Linked DNA regions of Homo sapiens: region 1 is linked to region 2. A link is an interaction called in ENCODE POLR2A ChIA-PET data of the cell type or tissue named here. Cell type or tissue: PC-9. All regions are shown on one strand. Each heading gives the region's core, and the rest is flanking DNA. Links, peaks and the distances in the headings are about the cores only.

Region 1 (8,851 bases), core at 1-8,000, 120 kb after region 2:
CAATGTTTTTTGGGAGGAGGCAGTGACCAGCTGTGTGAGATGCTGCTGAGAAGGAGCTGCTGGATTTAACCAGGAGGAGGTCATTGTTGACCTTGACAAGTCATTTCAGGAGCGTTTTGGCGAAGGAGAGTCTGACTGGCATGGATTCAGGGCAGTGTGGGAAGAGAGGAACTGGGGACAGTGACTACAGACAACCTTTCCAGGAGTTTTGCTCTAAAGGAGGCAAAGGAATGCAGTAATTGTAGAGTTATGAGGTCAAGAAAGAGCTTTTGTTTTGTTTTTATGGTTTTTATGTGGGTGTGATAAAATGTGCATAATGTAAAATTTATCATTTTAGCCTTTTTTTTTTAAGAGTTGAGGGTCTTAATTAGCCAGGTGTCACGGTGTGCATCTGTAGTCTCAGCTACTTGGGAGGCTGAGGTGGGAGAATCACTTGAGCCTGGGAGGCAGAGGTTGCAGTGAGCTAAGATTGCGCCACTACACTCCAGCCTAGGTGACAAAGTGAGACTCTGTCTCAAAAAAAAAAAAAAATTACGTACATACTTATATATAAAATGAATCAGCTCCCAAGCCTCTGCTTCACTGACCAGCCAGATCTCCTCCCTGTGCTCATCACTCCATTATTTTCTTGCCTGATCCCCCTACGTCATAATCTCTGTGAGACCTAGAGCCTCATCTGTCCTTGAGTACCAAGTCCCAGCACCCAGAGCAGTGGCTGGCCTACAGGAGCACGCGATTAACACACGTGGGTGGGATGAAAGACAATGAGCAAGTGAGTGTCGTTTTAATCCCCATTTTATAGATAGGTGACAGCTTCAGAGGCCACATTACCCAGTCAGTAAACACAGTAAGCTGAGGTTCCACCCAGGCCCTTTGGCTGTGAAAGCCAAGATGAGTAGCCTGGGGGCCACGCCCCTCCCCCAGGTGCCCAGTTCATACAGGCAGGCAATTGGCAGACGTGGGGGCCTGTGGATTTGTCAGCAAGGTTGCTGGTGGGGTTTTTGTTTGTTTGTTTTGAGATAGGGTCTCACCCTGTCACCCAGGCTAGAGTACAGTCGTGTGATTTCAGCTCACTGCAACCTCCACCTCCTGGGTTCAAATGATTCTCCCACCTCAGCCCAGATCTGGAGTAGCTGTAGCTGGACTACAGACAAGCGCCACCATGCCCGGCTAATTTTTGTATTTTTGGTAGAGACAGGGTTTCACCATATTGGCCAGGCTGGTCTCGAACTCCTGACCTCAAGTGATTCACCTGCTTTGGCTTCCCAAAGTGCAGGGATTACAGGCGTGAGCCACCACGCTCAGCCTGCTGGGTGGCTTTTTCTTTTTTTCTGACATAGGGTCTCGCTCTGTTGCCCAGGCTGGAGTACAGATCTCCATTTACTGCCGCCTTGACTTGCTAGGTTCAAGCGATCCTCCCATCTCAGCCTCCCTAGTAGCTGGGACTACAGGCACACACCAACACCCCCGGCTTTTTTGTTTGTTTGTTTGTTTTTTGTAGAGACAGGGTCTCCTTGTGTTGCCCAGGCTGGTCTCAAACTTCTGGGCTCAAGCAATCCTCCTGTGTGGGGATCGCAAAGTGCTGGGATTACAGGCATGAGCCGCCACACCCAGCAGAATTTTAATTTAAAAGCTCAGCTTAAACACCTCATGATGCTTACACATTTGGTACATTTTTAACAATCGTTGATTGTTCAACTCCATCCGTCTCAGAGTTAAAGACACAGGATAAGGAAAACATCTCCTTATCCAAGTGATTTGGGGTGGTATTCCCAGCTGTCTGAGGCTGTACATTGACCAATTATTTTGGCCATGACTCAGAGTTCCCCTATCCTGCTATCCTGAGATCATGAGAGGCCATCACAGAGTCCACTTTTATCATCTCTATGCCAATAAGGGCTCTAAATGGGGTGGTGTGACAGCCCATGTGCCCTACGTTCAAGTTACCTAATTTTTCCAAAGAACTGAGTTTTGCTGATACCCTCCACTCCCACCCAGCTTTCCTCACCATTTCATTGGATTCTGCTTGTCTAAATATTGCTGATTTTGTTCTGATTTTTCTCTTTTTTTTTTTTTTTTGAGACAGAGTCTCACTCTGTCACCTAGGCTGGAGTGCAGTGGCGCAATCTCCACTCACTGCAAGCTCCGCCTCCCGAGTTCCAGTTATTCTGCATCAGCCTCCCGGGTAGCCAGGACTACAGGCACGTGCAAGCACGCCCGGCTAATTTTGTATTTTTAGTAGAGACAGGTTTCACCATGTTGGTCAGGCTGGTCTTGAACTCCTGACCTCGTGATCCGCCCACCCTGGCCTCCCAAAGTGCTGGGATTACAGGCGTGAGCCACCGTGCCCAGCCTTTTTTTTTTTCTTTTCTGAGACAGAGTCTCACTCTCTCGTCCAGACTGGAGTGCAGGGGCACAATCTCAGCTAATGGCAATCTCCACCTCCTGGGCTTCAGCGATTCTTGTGCCTCAGCCTCCCAAGTAGCTAGGATTACAGAAGTGCGTCACCATAGCTGGCTAATTTTTGTATTTTTAGTAGAGACAGGGTTTCACTATGTTGGCCAGGCTGGTCTTGAACTCCTGATCTCAGGTGGGCCAGGTATGGTGGCTCACGCCTGTAATCCCAGCACTTTGGGAGGCTGAAGCGGGCAGATCACCTGAGGTCAGGACTTTGAGACCAGCATGTCCAACATGGTGAAACCCCGTCTCTACTAAAAATACAAAAGTTAGCTGGGCGTGGTGGTGAACGCCTATAATCCCAGCTACTTGGGTGGCTGAGGCAGGAGAATCACTTGACCCTGGGAGGCGGAGGTTGCAGTGAGCCAAGATTGTGCCATTGCACTCCAGCCTGGGTGACAGAGCAAGACTCCATCTCAAAAAAAAATAATAAAATTAGCTGGAAAAAAATATTTAGCCAGGCATCGTGGTGCACGCCTGTAGTCCCAGCTATTCTGGAGGGTGAGGTGGGAAGATGGTTGAGCCTGGGAGGATGACGGTGCAGTGAGTCATGTTTGCACCATTGCACTCCAGCCTGGGTGACAGAGCAAGACTCTGTCTAAAAAAAACAGGCCGGAAACAGTGGCTCATGCCTATATTCCCAGTACTTTGGAAGGCCGAGGTAGGCGGATCACCTCAGGTCAGGAGTTCCAGACCAGCCTGGCCAACATAGTGAAACCCTGTCTCTACTAAAAATACAAAAATTAGCCAGGCTTGGTGGTGCACACCGGTAATCCCAGCAACTCTGGAGACTAAGGCAGGAAGAATCGCTTGACCCAGGAGGGTCGAGGCTGCAATGAGTTGAAACCGCGCCACTGCACTCTAGCCTGGGCGACAGTGCGAGGCCCTGTCTCAAAAATAAAATAAAATAAATAAATTAGCCAGATACTGTGTGCACGCCTGCAGTCCCAGCTATTCTGGAAGCTGAGGTGGGAAGATGGTTAAGCCTGAGAGGACAAAGCTGCAGTGAGTCATGTTTGCATCACTGCACTCCAGCCTGGGTGACAGAGCAAGACCCTGTCTAAAAAACAAAAACAGGCCGGGTGTGGTGGCTCATGCCTGCCATCCCAGTGCTTTGGGAGGCAGAGGTTGGCATAATCCCAGCGCTCTGGGAGGCTGAGGTGGGCGGATCACCTGAGGTCAGGAGTTCCAGACCAGCCTGGCCAACATGGTGAAACCCTGTCTCTACTAAAAATACAAAAATTAGCCAGGCATGGTGGTACACATCTGTAATCCCAGCTACTTGAGAAGCTGAGGCAGGAGAATCGCTTGAACCTGGGAGGCAGAGGTTGCAGTGAGCTGAGATTGTGCCACTGCACTCCAACCTGGATGACGGAGTGAGACTCCGTCTCAGAAAAAAAAAAAACCAAAACAGGCCGGGTGTGGTGGCTCACGGCTGTAATCCCAGTACTTTGGGAGGCCAAGCCAGGCGGATCACGAGGTCAGGAGATTGAGACCATCCTGGCTAACACGGTGCAACACCGTCTCTACTAAAAATACAAAAAAATTAGCTGGGCGTGGTGGTGGGCACCTGTAGTCCCAGCTACTCGGGAGGCTGAGGCAGGAGAATGGCGTGAACCTGGGAAGCGGAGGTTGCAGTGAGCCTAGATCGCACCACTGCACTCCAGCCTGGGCCACAAAGCAAGTCTCAAAAACAAAAACAAAAACAAAAAAATGATTAACATTTCAATCAGTCAATGGGTAGACTTTGAGTCACGCTGATTATCCACCACAATTGTGGGCGGAGCTCATTCAATAAACTGAAGACCTTTAAGAGAAAAGACTGAGGTCCCGGCCAGGTGCGGTGGCTCACGCCTGTAATCCCAGCACTTTGGGAGGCTGAGCCAGGCCAACATGGTGAAACCTCATCTCGGATACAAAAAATTAGCCAGGTGTGGTGGCGGGCGCCTGTGACCCCAGCTACTTGGGAGGCTGAGGCAGGAGAATCACTTGAACCTGGGAGGCGGAGGCTGCAGTGAGCAAAGATGGCGCCACTGCACTCCAGCCTGGGCAACAACAGAAAAACAACAAAAATCATCTCATTTTCATCTGTGTCTTCCAGTATTAAAGAGGTTGAGTGTCATTTCTGGCTTACTAGCCATTTGGATTTCTTCTGATACACACTTCATCTCATTTGCCTAATTTTGTCGTTGTCTTCTTATTGCTTTCTAAGGGCTCTCTGTATACTATGGATATTAGTCCTTGGTTAATGACACTGCAAATACTTACAATTTTTTTTAATTTTTAATTTTCGTGGGCACATAGTTTATTGAGAATTTTTTTTTTTTTGAGATGGCAGGGGTCTCATATGTTCCCCAGACTAGAGTGCAGTGGCTATTCACAGGCGCCGTCTAGCGCACTACAACCTTAAACTCCTGGGCTCAAGCAATTCTCCTGCCTCAGCCTTGGGAGTAGCTGGGATTACAAGTGCCCGCCACCACGCCTGGTCTGCCAATACTTTCTATCAGTCTGTCATGTTTACTGTCTTTTCCTCCATACAGAAGTTTTTCCTTCTCAGTTGGGTCAAGTCCATTGACCTTTCTGTTACAGCTTGAGTTTTGTGTCTTACGTAGAAAAGGTGCCCCTGCTCTCACTTTCTGCACAGCTATCAGGTCCAGCTCATAGCAGTTCTTCTATTTATCCATCCACTGCCCCAGGAGCTGCCTGGGCATTCACTGCCCCGCACCCCTCTCCAGCCCCAAGGTAGAGCTCGGGCCCTGGGAGTCCCAGGACCATCCCGGACTGGGGAGCTGCTTGGTGTCCAGCCCCGGGCTCAAGCTCTTCTCCAGCTCTGCAGCTACCTGAGGGGTAGCAGCCCGGATAGCATCCTGGATGTTGGTTAGGTCCCACTGGGTCCTCAGGAGGGCACTGTCTAGCGTGAAGAAGCCGTCGCGCGTGCGCCGCACTTGGGTGCAGACAGCAGTGGTCTTTAGTTCCAGGCCGATTTCATGAACCAACTTCCGCAGCTCTTTCTGCGTCTCATGCATGCACTGCACCTCTGCCAGGGACACACAATGACAGACATGGTGGTGAGAGCACAGCCTCTAGTGTGTGGTTGTGAACGCACACCCCTTGGATACCTCCTAGGTGTGTAACAACCTTAGCAAGACCCCTAAGCTCTCCAGGTTGTGCTATTCAGAGGACCTGCCCTGTGGGTGCCACCTGAAATGTGTTAAGACTTGCAGAACCTCAGGCCCCACCGGGACCTGCCAAGTCAGAATCTGCCCTTTTTTGGCAACAGGGTCTCATTCCATCACCCAGGCTGGAGTGCAGTGGTGTGATAACAGATCACTGCAGCCTTGACCTCCTAGGCTCACATGATCCACCTGCCTCAGCCTCCGGAGTAGCTGGGACGTTCTGAGCCATCACAACTGGCTAATTTTTTATTTTTTGTAGAGACAGGGTCTCGCCATCTTGCCCAGGTTAGAACCTGCCTTTTACTAAGACTCGGTTTCCCTATCTGTAAAATGGGAGTTATGAGGAGTAAAAGAAATCATTTATAGAAAGATAAATGATTATCTTTAAAATGTTATTAAGATGTTATCTTAATAACAGAGTTCTGTGCTCAAGCAGAGGAGCAGGCATTAACATGACCAACAGAAAAAAGGGGCGGGCGCAGGCAGAGACAAAAGGAACACAGATAAGAGGGGCCTGAGCTGGGTGGGACTGGGGACGTAAGAGTTGTGTCTGATGGAGCCCTCACAGCTTCAAACATGGGCAGCTCTGGAAATAAGCCACTAAATATAACCTTTGCTTGGTAAGGTCTGGCTTCCAAGGGTGACTTGGCAAGAGATAGGAGAGCTTTTGTTCTGCGAGCTCTGTCATCAGCCAAGTCCAGGCCAGGGCTGGGAAGGAAGTCGGCACCTGATGCCTTGGCCCGCAGAGATCAGGGCCGGCGTGTGCTGGCCTCAGCTGAGCCAGACAACAGTGACCTCTGCAAGAGCGTTCCTGAGTGACTCCCAAACCTACGGGTCCCATCTCACTGCTCCAACTTCCTTGGCCAACCTACCTAAGAGGAATTCCGGAGGTGCAAAGTAGAGGCATCGGATGCCAGTTATCAGCATCGGGGACTTGTTCATGGGCCGGATCAGGCCTCTCACGGCCATCTCATAGGCCTCCTGGGTCTTCAGGTCGAGGTTGGAGTACCTGCAGATCAGGAAGGGGGCTGCAGCTGGGTGGCCCACCTACCCTTTCCCCCACATGAGGTGCCTCTCTGGAAGCTCCTCACTTGCTTTGTGTGCCCTGCCACCGTGGCTCCTCCAGCCACCTTTCCTGCCCTCCTTCATCACCAGGTGCCTGGTAGAGTCAGGAAACCCAGGCAAGCTGGCTCCAGAGCCCAAGCTCTTAACTCCTTGGCTGCTCTTGCCCTTGGGCTCTGTGCTCCAATGATGTGGTCCCTGGTTTCCTTGCCATTAGATCATATACTCTCAGCAGGACAGCTTGGTTCTCTTGCTCTTCTTGGCCTCCCGTTGGCCAACCCAAGACCTGGCACACAGAACCATTTCTTAATGCCAAGAAAGAAACAGGTAGCTCCCGTCTGGTTCTGGGCTCTAAAAACAAGATCCATGGAATCTGCCCCAGGTTTGGGGGAGCCTACGGGAGCCAAGGGCACTTACTGCTCTCCCAGTACCTCCCTGAGGGCCCTACTCACATCACCAGGGCCTTCTGATGGGAGCCTTGGATAACGGCCAGAATGCGGTCCAGCTTCTCTCTGGTCACGTGGTCTGGAAAAGGCAGGGGGTTGTCAATGTACAGGTACCTGCTGAGTATTGGTCACAGCAAACTCCTTCCCCCCAGGCCAGCCCCATCCCTGGAACATGGAGAGAGGATGTTTTGGAGGGATCCCCATGGCGGGGTGGTTGGGAGTCCTTTGAGATTCTCATGAAAGCACTGGACCTCAGAAAGATACTGGATCTCAGAAAGATACACATGACTCAGCAGCAAGGGCACTCTATTTTTTTTTTTTTTTTTTTTTTGAGACGGAGTCTCGCTCTGTCACCCAGACTGGAGTGCAGTGGCGCAATCTTGGCTCACTGCAAGCTCCGCCTCCCAGGTTCATGCCATTCTCCTGCCTCAGCCTCTCGAGTAGCTGGGACTACAGGCGCCCACCACCACGTCCGGCTAATTTTTTAAATTTTTAGTAGCAAGGGGGTTTCACCGTGTTAGCCAGGATGGTCTCGATCTCCTGACCTCGTGATCCGCCCGCCTCGGCCTCCCAAAGTGCTGAGATTACAGGTGTGAGCCACTGCACCCAGACTTTTTTTTTTTTTTTTTTTTGAGACGGAGTCTTGTTCTGTTGCCCAGGCTGGAGTGCAAATGGCACAATCTCAGCTCACTACAAGCTCCGCCTCCTGGAGTCAAGCAATTCTCCTGCCTCAGCCTCCTGAAAAGCTAGGATTAAAGGTACACGCCAAGACACCCGGCTAGTTTTTGTATTTTTAGTAGAGACGGGGTTTCACCATGTTGGCCAGGCTGGTCTCGAACTCCTGACATCAGGCAATCCACCTGCCTTGGCCTCCCAAAGTGCTGGGATTACAGGCGTGAGCCACCGAACCTGGCCTTTTTTTTTTTGAGATGGAATCTCGCTCTGTTGCCCAGGCTGGAGTGCAGTGGTGAGATCTCAGCAAACTGCAAACTTCACCTCCTAGGTTCAAACGATTCTCCTGCCTCAGCCTCCCGAGTACCTGGGATTATAGGCGTGCACTACCATGCCCGGCTAATTTTTTGTATTATTATTATTTTTTTTTTTTTTTTTTGAGACGGAGTCTCGCTTTGTTGCCAGGCTGGAGTGCAGTGGTGCAATCTCAGCTCACTGCAACCTCCGCCTCCCAGGTTCAAGCGATTCTCCTGCCTCAGCCTCCTGAGTAGCTGGGACTACAGGTGCCTGCCACCACGCCCGGCTAATTTTTGTATTTTTACTAGAGACGGGTTTTACCATATCAGCCAGGCTGGTCTCAAACTCCTGACCTTGTGATCCACCCATCTCGACCTCCCAAAGTGCTGGGATTACAGGCGTGAGCCACTGCGCCCGGCCTCTTTTTAAAATTTAGAACAGTAGCCAGGCGTGGTGACTCACACCTGTAATCCCAGCACTTTGGGAGGCCGAGGTGGGCAGAATACCTGAGGTCAGGAGTTCCAGACCAGACTGGCCAACAGGGTGAAACCCAATTTCTACTAAAAATACAAAACATTAGCTGGGTGTGGTGGTGTGCACCTGTAATCTCAGCTACTCCGAAGGCTGAGGCAGGAGAATTGCTTGAACCTGGGAGGTGGAGGTTGCAGTAAGCCAAGATCGCGCCACTGCACTCCAGCCTGGGCGACAGAGCGAGACATCGTTTCAAAAAAAAAAAAAGAA
Region 2 (8,000 bases), core at 1-8,000:
CACCTAGACAGCTGTGGGGCGCAGGACCAACCGCACCCCAATCTCTAAGCCTGGGTTTTTCCATACGTAAAAAAATGAGGGCAGGGCGGGTTAGACACTAGACCAGATCTGTGATGACAGGCCCGTTGGAAGGCTGGAGGCGGGGCCCCTCGCTGAAGGAAAATGCCTTACCTCCAGAAGTGGCCCGCCCTGGAGTGGCCAGCAAAGGGGGCATTGCCCCTGCGCTGGAATACACCCAGAAGCAGGGTGTGAGCAGGAGCTGCGGAGACCTTCAGGGACAGGACAGTCTAGGGAGGGGGTGAGCCCTTTGCAGATCTCCTGCTTATGCCAGGAGAAAGGTAAACACCTCTCAAACACACAAGGAGCCAGGGGGCTGTGGGCTGGAACCTATAGCCGGCAACAGCGTATAGCTTAGGATTTTATAGCATTGTTCTACCCTAGTTATGTTTCCTATACTTTTGTTTGTTTGTTTGTTTGTTTGTTTGTTTGTTTGAAATGGAGTCTCACTCTGTCGCCCAGGCTGGAGTGCAATGGCACGATCTTGGCTCACTGCAGCCTCTGTCTTCCAGGTTCAAGTGATTCTCCTACTTCAGCCTTCCTGAGTAGCTGGAATTACAGGCACCCGCCACTAGGGCCCAGCTAATTTTTGTATTTTTAGTAGAGACGGGGTTTCACCATGTTGGCCAGGCTGGTCTTGGACTCCTGACCTCAAATGATCTGCCCTCCTCAGCCTCCCAAAGTGTTGGGATTACAGGCGTGAGCCACTGCACCCAGCAATTTCTTATACTTCTATGAATGGCAATTAACTTAGATAGTTTTTAGAATGTCAGGTTATGATATGATGTTTCCTTTCCAAATAAATGTAACAGAAAGGAAGCTCACTCATTCAAAGCCATGCTCTCCCACACAGTCACCCCACAGCCTCAGGAGAGCACCTGAAACTGGCGGGGCTGAATTGAGAGGTCAGTATCAGATACACACCAGATTGTGAAGATTTTGTAGTTTTTAAAAAAGGAATGTAAAATGCCTCATTTTTTATATTGATGACAGGTCGAAATGATAATAGTTTCATATGGGATTGGGTTAAATAAGTTAGTAATATTAATTTAGCCCATTTCTTTTTACTTTATAATGTGGTTACCAGAAAATTTTAAATTACATATATGGCTTGTATTTTATTTCTACTGGGCAGTGCTGATTTTTTTTTTTTTTTTTTTTTGAGACAGGGTCTCACTTTGTCACCCAGGCTGGAGTGCAGTAGTGTGATCATAATTCACTGCAGCCTCTAACTCCTGGCCTCAAGCAATCCTCCCACCTCAGCCTCCCAAGTCCCTGGGATTACAGGCATGCACTATCATGCCCTGATAATTTTATTTTTATTTATTTATTTTTTGAGACAGAGTTTTGCTCTTGTTCCCCAGGCTGGAGTGCAATGGCGCAATCTTGGCTCACTGCAAGCTCTGCCTCCTGGGTTCAAGCGATTCTCCTGCCTCAGCCTCCTGAGTAGCCAGGATTACAGGCATGCACCACCATGCCCGGCTACTTTTTTGTATTTTTAGTAGAGAAGGGGGTTTTGCCATATTGGCCAGGCTGGTTTCGAACCTCTGACCTCAGGTGATCCACCCACCATGGCCTCCTAAAGTACTGGGATTACAGGTGTGAGCCCCCACGCTTGGCCACACCAATAATTTAAAAAGAAATATTAAGCTGGGCGCAGTGGCTCACGCCTGTAATCCCAGCACTTTGGGAGGCTGAGGCGGGCGGATCACCTGAGGTCAGGAGTTTGAGACCAGCCTGACCAACATGGAGAAACCCCGTCTTTACTAAAAATACAAAATTAGCTGGGCGTGGTGGCGCATGCCTGTAATCCCAGCTACTCTGGAGGCTGAGGCAGGAGAATCGCTTGAACCTGGGAGACGGAGGTTGCAGTGAGCTGAGATCGCGCCATTGTACTTCAGCCTGGGCAATAAGAGCGAAACTTCATCTCAAAAAACAAACAAAAAAGAAACATTAAGTAAATGATAGTACTGGTAGTGTTTGGGCATGGCAAAAATCCCTTCGTTGATAAAAGAATATTTGAAGTTTGGGAAACGCTAAACAAGTCCATTCCCGCCCCCCTCATTTTACAGATGAGGAAACTGAGGCATAAAGGGAGTGTGACCTGTCCGAAGGCCCAGACTGAGCCAGAGCAGGTGGCACTGGGGCTGACACCCAGGGTCCCCTCCCGCCCACTCCCATCCCCACCTACCACTCACCTTTCGATTGGGGGTGGTAGAGGAGGAGGTCCGGGCCTGTTTCTGGGGGTTCCGTCCTGAAAGGTTGAACTGGGAAGGGTTCATGGGGACCCCAACAGGAGGAGGTCCCAGCAAGGACTGGCGAGTGGCCTGGGGAAAGAACTGTTGCAAATTTGGAGTGGCCAGTTGTGGGGGTGTGAGGCTGGGGGCTGCGAGGCCTGGGGATGCCATGCCATAGCCTCGGAGGTTACCTGCAGGCAAGAAGACAGGAGAAGAGGGGTCACAATGTGGTCGGGTGGCAGAAGGTAGGGTCAGGCATCAGTGCCCCAGAGCATCATGGGAACATCCCAGATAATTGAAAGGGACCTTCCCACCCAAGGGCAGCCAAAGGGAAGAGATGAGAGCTGAGGCTCAGCCCCATCTTGGGCACTGATGGTGAAGGAAGCTTTAGGGCTCTTTTCTGCCCCAGCTAGGGGTGGGGGTGTTGCCTTTAGCATTCCCCAAAACTCTGCTCACCCTCAGGCATGCTTTAGAGTCTGCCATAGAGTAGGTGAGAGACTTAGCACAGCCCATAGGGAGAACCAGCAGGAGGGCTGGTCCCTGGGATAACAAGACACCCACCCCCACCCCTACCAGCTACCCTTTATCAGCAGCAACTATGAGTCAGGCACTGTGCTAAGCCCATTCCTCACACTGCCTCAGTCCCTCGGCCCAGCAGGTTTCAGGGTGGGTGTTATCTCTACCGATGACAAAACGGAGACAGAGTGGAGGTGCAGCTTGCCCAGGGTCGCTACGAGGGACACTGCCATCCACCTACCGCCCCAGCCAGGATTCTGGGGTATTCCTCATTCCTCCCTCTCTTTGCCCTATTCCATGCAAGCCATCCCCACATACTATCAACTCTGTCTCCTATGCCTCTTCCCAATCTGACTTTCCCGCTCCATCCCCACTCCCACTCCCTGCCTCCTCCCAAAACCACTTGATCCTTTGCCTGAATTCCAGCCACAGCTTTTGCACAAGATGGCAGCAAACAGCGATCTTTCGCAAACCATATTCTGAGTTCATCTCTCCCTTCTGCCCAAACACTTCCATAGCTCCCTGCTGTTGGGTAGCAAAGGCCATTCCTCACTGCATGGTCTGGCCCTTCCCACCTTTCCAGCCTCCTTTCTTGCCATTCTCCCCACATGTCCCCACTATATTCCAGTCACATGTCCCTGTGCCGTCCTTCAGACATCCTGCCTCAGGGCCTTTGAATATGCTGTTCCCTCTGCCTGGGCTGTTCTACCCACTGACACCCTTCAGACCTCCCTATAGGTATCTCTCCTCCAAGAGACCTTTGCAGACTGTGTCCCCAAAGGCCCCAGCTTCCAATTATTCTAGGACGAGCTACATACTTCATACTTTCCTTGTCTGCTTTTTTTTTTTTTTTTTTGAGAGGGAGTCTTGCTCTGTTGCCCAGTCTGGAGTGCAGTGGTGCGATCTTGGCTCACTGCAACCTCTGCCTCCTGGGTTCAAGTGATTCTCCTGCCTCAGCCTCCCGACTAGCTGGGACTACAGACGCCCGCCACCACACCTGGCTAATTTTTGTATTTTTAGTAGAGACAGGGTTTCACCATGTTGGCCAGGCTGGTCTCAAACTCCTGACCTCAGGGTGATCCGCCCACCTTGGCCTACCAAAGTGCTGGGATTACAGGCGTGAGCCACCACATCCAGCTCCTTATCTGCTTTCTGCTTCACATCATCTAACTCAGCTCTGCACCTCAGGGGAAGCCCAGAGCTTGGGAAGTATTTAAGGGATGAAAGGCAGTTGGAACTCTTGCCCCAGTGCTGGGATGGGAAGCACAGGGGTTAAAGGTTAAAGCATGGCGTGCTGTGAGCGCTGGGTTCAAATCCAGACTCTACAGTGCAAGCTCTGTGACCTTGAACAAATCACTTCCCCCTGCTTAGCCTGATTTCCTGATCTGTAAAAAGGGGATAATAATAGCACTTGCCTCACAATGTTTCATGAGTATTCAATGAGATATACAAATGTGCCTGGTACATAGTAAATGTTCAATTAACATTAACTTGAAACAAATACATATACACATATGTGCAGAGAGCCAACCAGCTCTTAAAAACAATAAGACAAAAGATGAAACAACCTAAAAGAAAAATGAACAAAGGACATGGACAAGTCACAAAAAGAAATAAAATGTTCAACAGACAAATATAAAATGTTCAATTGCACTAGCACTCTAAGAAATGTAAAACATTCATGACATAGCTTCTTTTTGCCAACCAACTTAATTATATGTATATATACATTTATATATATATATAAAAAGCATATAATACCCAGTGTTGCTGTGGGCATGGTGAGACCGGCAGTGTCATACGTGGCTGGTGGCATTGCAAACTGGTCCAGTCCTTTAGGAAAGCAATTCGGCAATACTTATCAAGAGCCATAAAACATCCATCCCCCCTGACTCAGTGAGAAAACAATCTCAAACAACATATTCATCCCAGGGTTACTTAAAACAGCAAAAAAAAAAAAAAAACCCAAAACAAAACAAAACAAAAAATTAAAAAAAGCAAAAGAAAGAAAAAAGCAAAAAAAAAAAAAGGAAAGAGCCAAACAGCTAAGAAGGTTTAGATAAACAAAGGCATAGCCCTCTGGTGCAATATTAAACAGCTATTAAAAATAATCTTAACACAGATGATCAAATCCTATGGTAAACGATCATGCCATTCTATTCAGTGACAAAGAAACAGGGTACAGCCTGGGACTTATATCAATCACAATCATCAGATACAAATCCCCAAGTCTGTGCCTAGAAAAAAAATGGGATGAAAGAGACAAAAATGCTGACTGGTGGTTTTCTTCAGGTGGTGAGTGAGTCAACAGATGACACTGTGGGTTTTCCTATCCCCATTTTTAACCTTTTTTTCCACTTTAAAGAGTGTGACTTTTATTCTTTTGTTTGTTTTTGAGAAAGGGTCTTGCTAAGTTGCCCAGGCTGATCTTGAACTCCTGGCCTCAAGCAAATCTCCTGTCTTGGCCTCCCAAAGAGTTGGGATTACAGGCATGAGCCACTGCACCTGGCCAAGAGTGTGAGTTATTTTCCTTTTTTTTTTTCTTTTTTTGAGAAAGGGTCTCGCTCTGTCACCTAGGCTGGAATGCAGTGATACAATTTTGGCTCACAGCAACCCCCGCCTCCTGGGTTCAGCAATTCTCATGCCTCAGCCTCCTGAGTAGCTGGGATTACAGGCGCACGCCACCACGCCCAGCCAATTTTTTTTTTCTTTTTTTGAGACAGGGTCTCGCTCTGTTGCTGGGCTGGAGTACGGTGGCGCGATCTCAGCTCACTGCGACCTCCACCTCCCAGGTTCAAGTGATTCTCCTGCCTCAGCCTCCTGGGTAGCTGGGACTACAGGTGCACACCATCACACCTAGCTAATTTTTGTATTTTTAGTAGAGACGGGGTTTCACCATGTTGGCCAGGATGGTCTCGATCTCCTGACCTCGTGATCCGCCCACCTCGGTCGGCCTCCCAATGTGCTGAGATTACAGGTGTGAGCCACCACACCCAGCCTAATTTTTGTATTTTTAATAGAGACAGAGTTTCACCATGTTGCCCAAGCTGTTCTCGAACTCCTGGACTCATGTGATCCTCCTGCCTTGGCCTCCCAAAGTGCTGGGATTACAGGCGTGAGCCACAACCCATGGCTGAAGGGTGTAATGTTTTAAATGGGAAAGAAAAAAAGGAAGATGTATATGTATATGTGGCAGGTCCCTGTGTATGGTTCTCTCTCTCTACCTACCTGCTTATCATTTTTAAGTCAGTTCCCAGGACCACATCCATGTGGCCCTGACAGGTCCACAGAGTGACAACCATCTAATCAATACCGACTTGTTATGTAATCTTGGGCACATGACCCCTCTCTGGGCCTCAGTTTCTTCATTTGTAAAATGGGATCATGGTTGTACCTCTCCTTAGGGGGTTATCAGTAGAATCAGGAGCAGCATCTTGGCTGGGCGCAGTGGCTCACGCCTGTAATCCCAGCAATTTGGGAGGCCAAGGCGGGTGGATCACCTGAGGTCAGGAGTTCAAGACCAGCCTGGCCAACATGGGGAAACCCCGTCTCTACTAAAAATACAAAAATTAGCTGGGCATGGTGGCGGGCACCTGTAATCCCAGCTACTCGGGAAGCTAAGGCAGGAGAATTGCTTGGACCCGGGAACCGGAGGTTGCAGTGAGCCAAGATTGCACCATTGCACTCCACTCCAGCCTGGGCGACAGAGCAAAACTCTGTCTCAAAAAAAAAAAAAAAAAAAAAAAAAAAAAAAAAGGAGCAGCATCTTGGAAGGAAGAGCTGAGACTGCTCTCCATATTGGGAAATTGAGACAAGGCCACAGACTTAATGCACAGGGCTAGAGACAACCACTCAGACATCTGGATGGTCAAGAGGCCCAGGCATCGGCCCAGCTTAGCCACTGCTGATGCAGGGCAAATGATTTCCCTTCTTAGCTTCTTCACCTGTCAGATGGCATCTAATCTGAATGTGAGTGAAGTGTGCTGAGTATTGCCCAAAGAGCCAGCACCATGGCCAAGGACACACCTCTGCAATCAGACAGATCTGCATTCAAATTAGCAGCTTAGGGACTTTCACCTCCTGGAGCCTTAGTGTCCTCATGAGTGAACTAGGATGCCAAGAATAGCTCCCTCTCAGGGTGGCTGTGTGGAGTTGAGATTTAGAGCAATGCGCTGCTAGGGAGCTACCACTAAAAGAGACTGAGAAGAGGCCTGGGGCCATCCATACCTTGCAACTGCTGTAAAAGCAAAGCTCTCTGCAGCATGGAGCCGTTGAGGAGGGAGGCTGAGTTGGTGCCCTGGAGATTCAGAAGCGGCTGCTGTGGCTGCTGCGGGGGGAGCCCCCTGTGTGTTGGGAGGGGGTGTCAGAGGGTTATTTGGAAAGTCAGACCTTCCTTCTTCCCCAAGGCTTCTCACCTCCATTCTCTGCCCCACTCTGTGGTAGACAGAGGACCCCTTGGGGCTGGAATTGGTGATCTCCAGGACTCAAACGGGGATGGCACTGGGAAAAAGGATGGGGATCGGGAGCTCCGAGACATGGGTCTGAGTAGCAAGGCTGAAGCCATCGCGCCCGAGAGGGGAACTCACCGGCTGACAGCCATGGGCAACGGGGCCTGTGGTGGGGACTGCTGGAGCAGCTGCTGGAGCTGCAGTAACTGCTGCTGCTGCAATTGCTGCTGCTGGAGCTGCTGCTGCTGTAACTGCTGGAGCTGCTGCTGCTGTTGCTGGAGCTGCTGCTGCTGCTGCTGGCTGAACATGGTGGCTAGGGGCAGAAAGCAGAGTGAGGCAAGGGGTCCCCACCATAAGTCAGGCCTGCTCCCCTCCCATCCACCGCCACTCCCCGCAGCCACAGCCCGCAGAGACTGCTGAGGAGCTTCACAGCTGCATTCCCAGTCCTGCCAAGAGCCTGCCACACTCGCTTGGCCCATCCTTCCAAGTTACCTCCAGTCCTGCTAGGGGCAAGATTCAACCACCCTCCTGCCAATGCCCCCCAGACACTGCCAACAGCCCCTCCTTCAAGTCCCTCCATCTCTCCATTTCTGGCGGCTCCATCCTCCCACCCTCAGCCTCAGCCTCTCTCTGCGCCCATCACTTCCTCACTCACAGCCCCTTTTCAATACCGCAACCCTCTCTGGGCCCCCGGGTGTCAATAACATCGGCACCCGTCCAACCCGGTCACCGTGGTCCTGAG

The links. ChIA-PET counts read pairs that join two places held together with the same protein. Peaks named below come from ENCODE experiments on the same cell type or tissue, not always from the same donor. Only the 100,000 strongest peaks of a DNase experiment are listed, where the experiment ranks them.
Region 1: POLR2A ChIA-PET joins it to region 2 with 18 read pairs; 6 of 35 experiments call an interaction of 5 or more read pairs at or near these places.

The regions. Positions count from the first base shown.
Region 1 is chr9:128,304,382-128,313,232 of GRCh38, forward strand. It overlaps TRUB2 (TruB pseudouridine synthase family member 2), which reads right to left. Exons shown (of 8, transcript NM_015679.3): 6 at 7,148-7,220; 7 at 6,506-6,642; 8 at 778-5,494. The coding sequence ends at 5,169. Among named protein-coding and RNA genes, the nearest start is that of TRUB2, 14 kb to the right of the region's middle. RefSeq lists a silencer at 1,689-1,983 and an enhancer at 2,869-3,163. In PC-9, for the core only: no CTCF peak of the experiment used is centred there; DNase peaks (open chromatin) are centred at 570, 3,060 and 3,490; H3K27ac peaks cover 5,160 bases.
Region 2 is chr9:128,183,292-128,191,291 of GRCh38, forward strand. It overlaps CIZ1 (CDKN1A interacting zinc finger protein 1), which reads right to left. Exons shown (of 17, transcript NM_001131016.2): 2 at 7,397-7,571; 3 at 7,038-7,153; 4 at 4,572-4,643; 5 at 2,256-2,485. The coding sequence starts at 7,566. Among named protein-coding and RNA genes, the nearest start is that of CIZ1, 4.3 kb to the right of the region's middle. In PC-9, for the core only: CTCF peaks have their summits at 717 and 916; no DNase peak of the experiment used is centred there; H3K4me3 peaks cover 710 bases.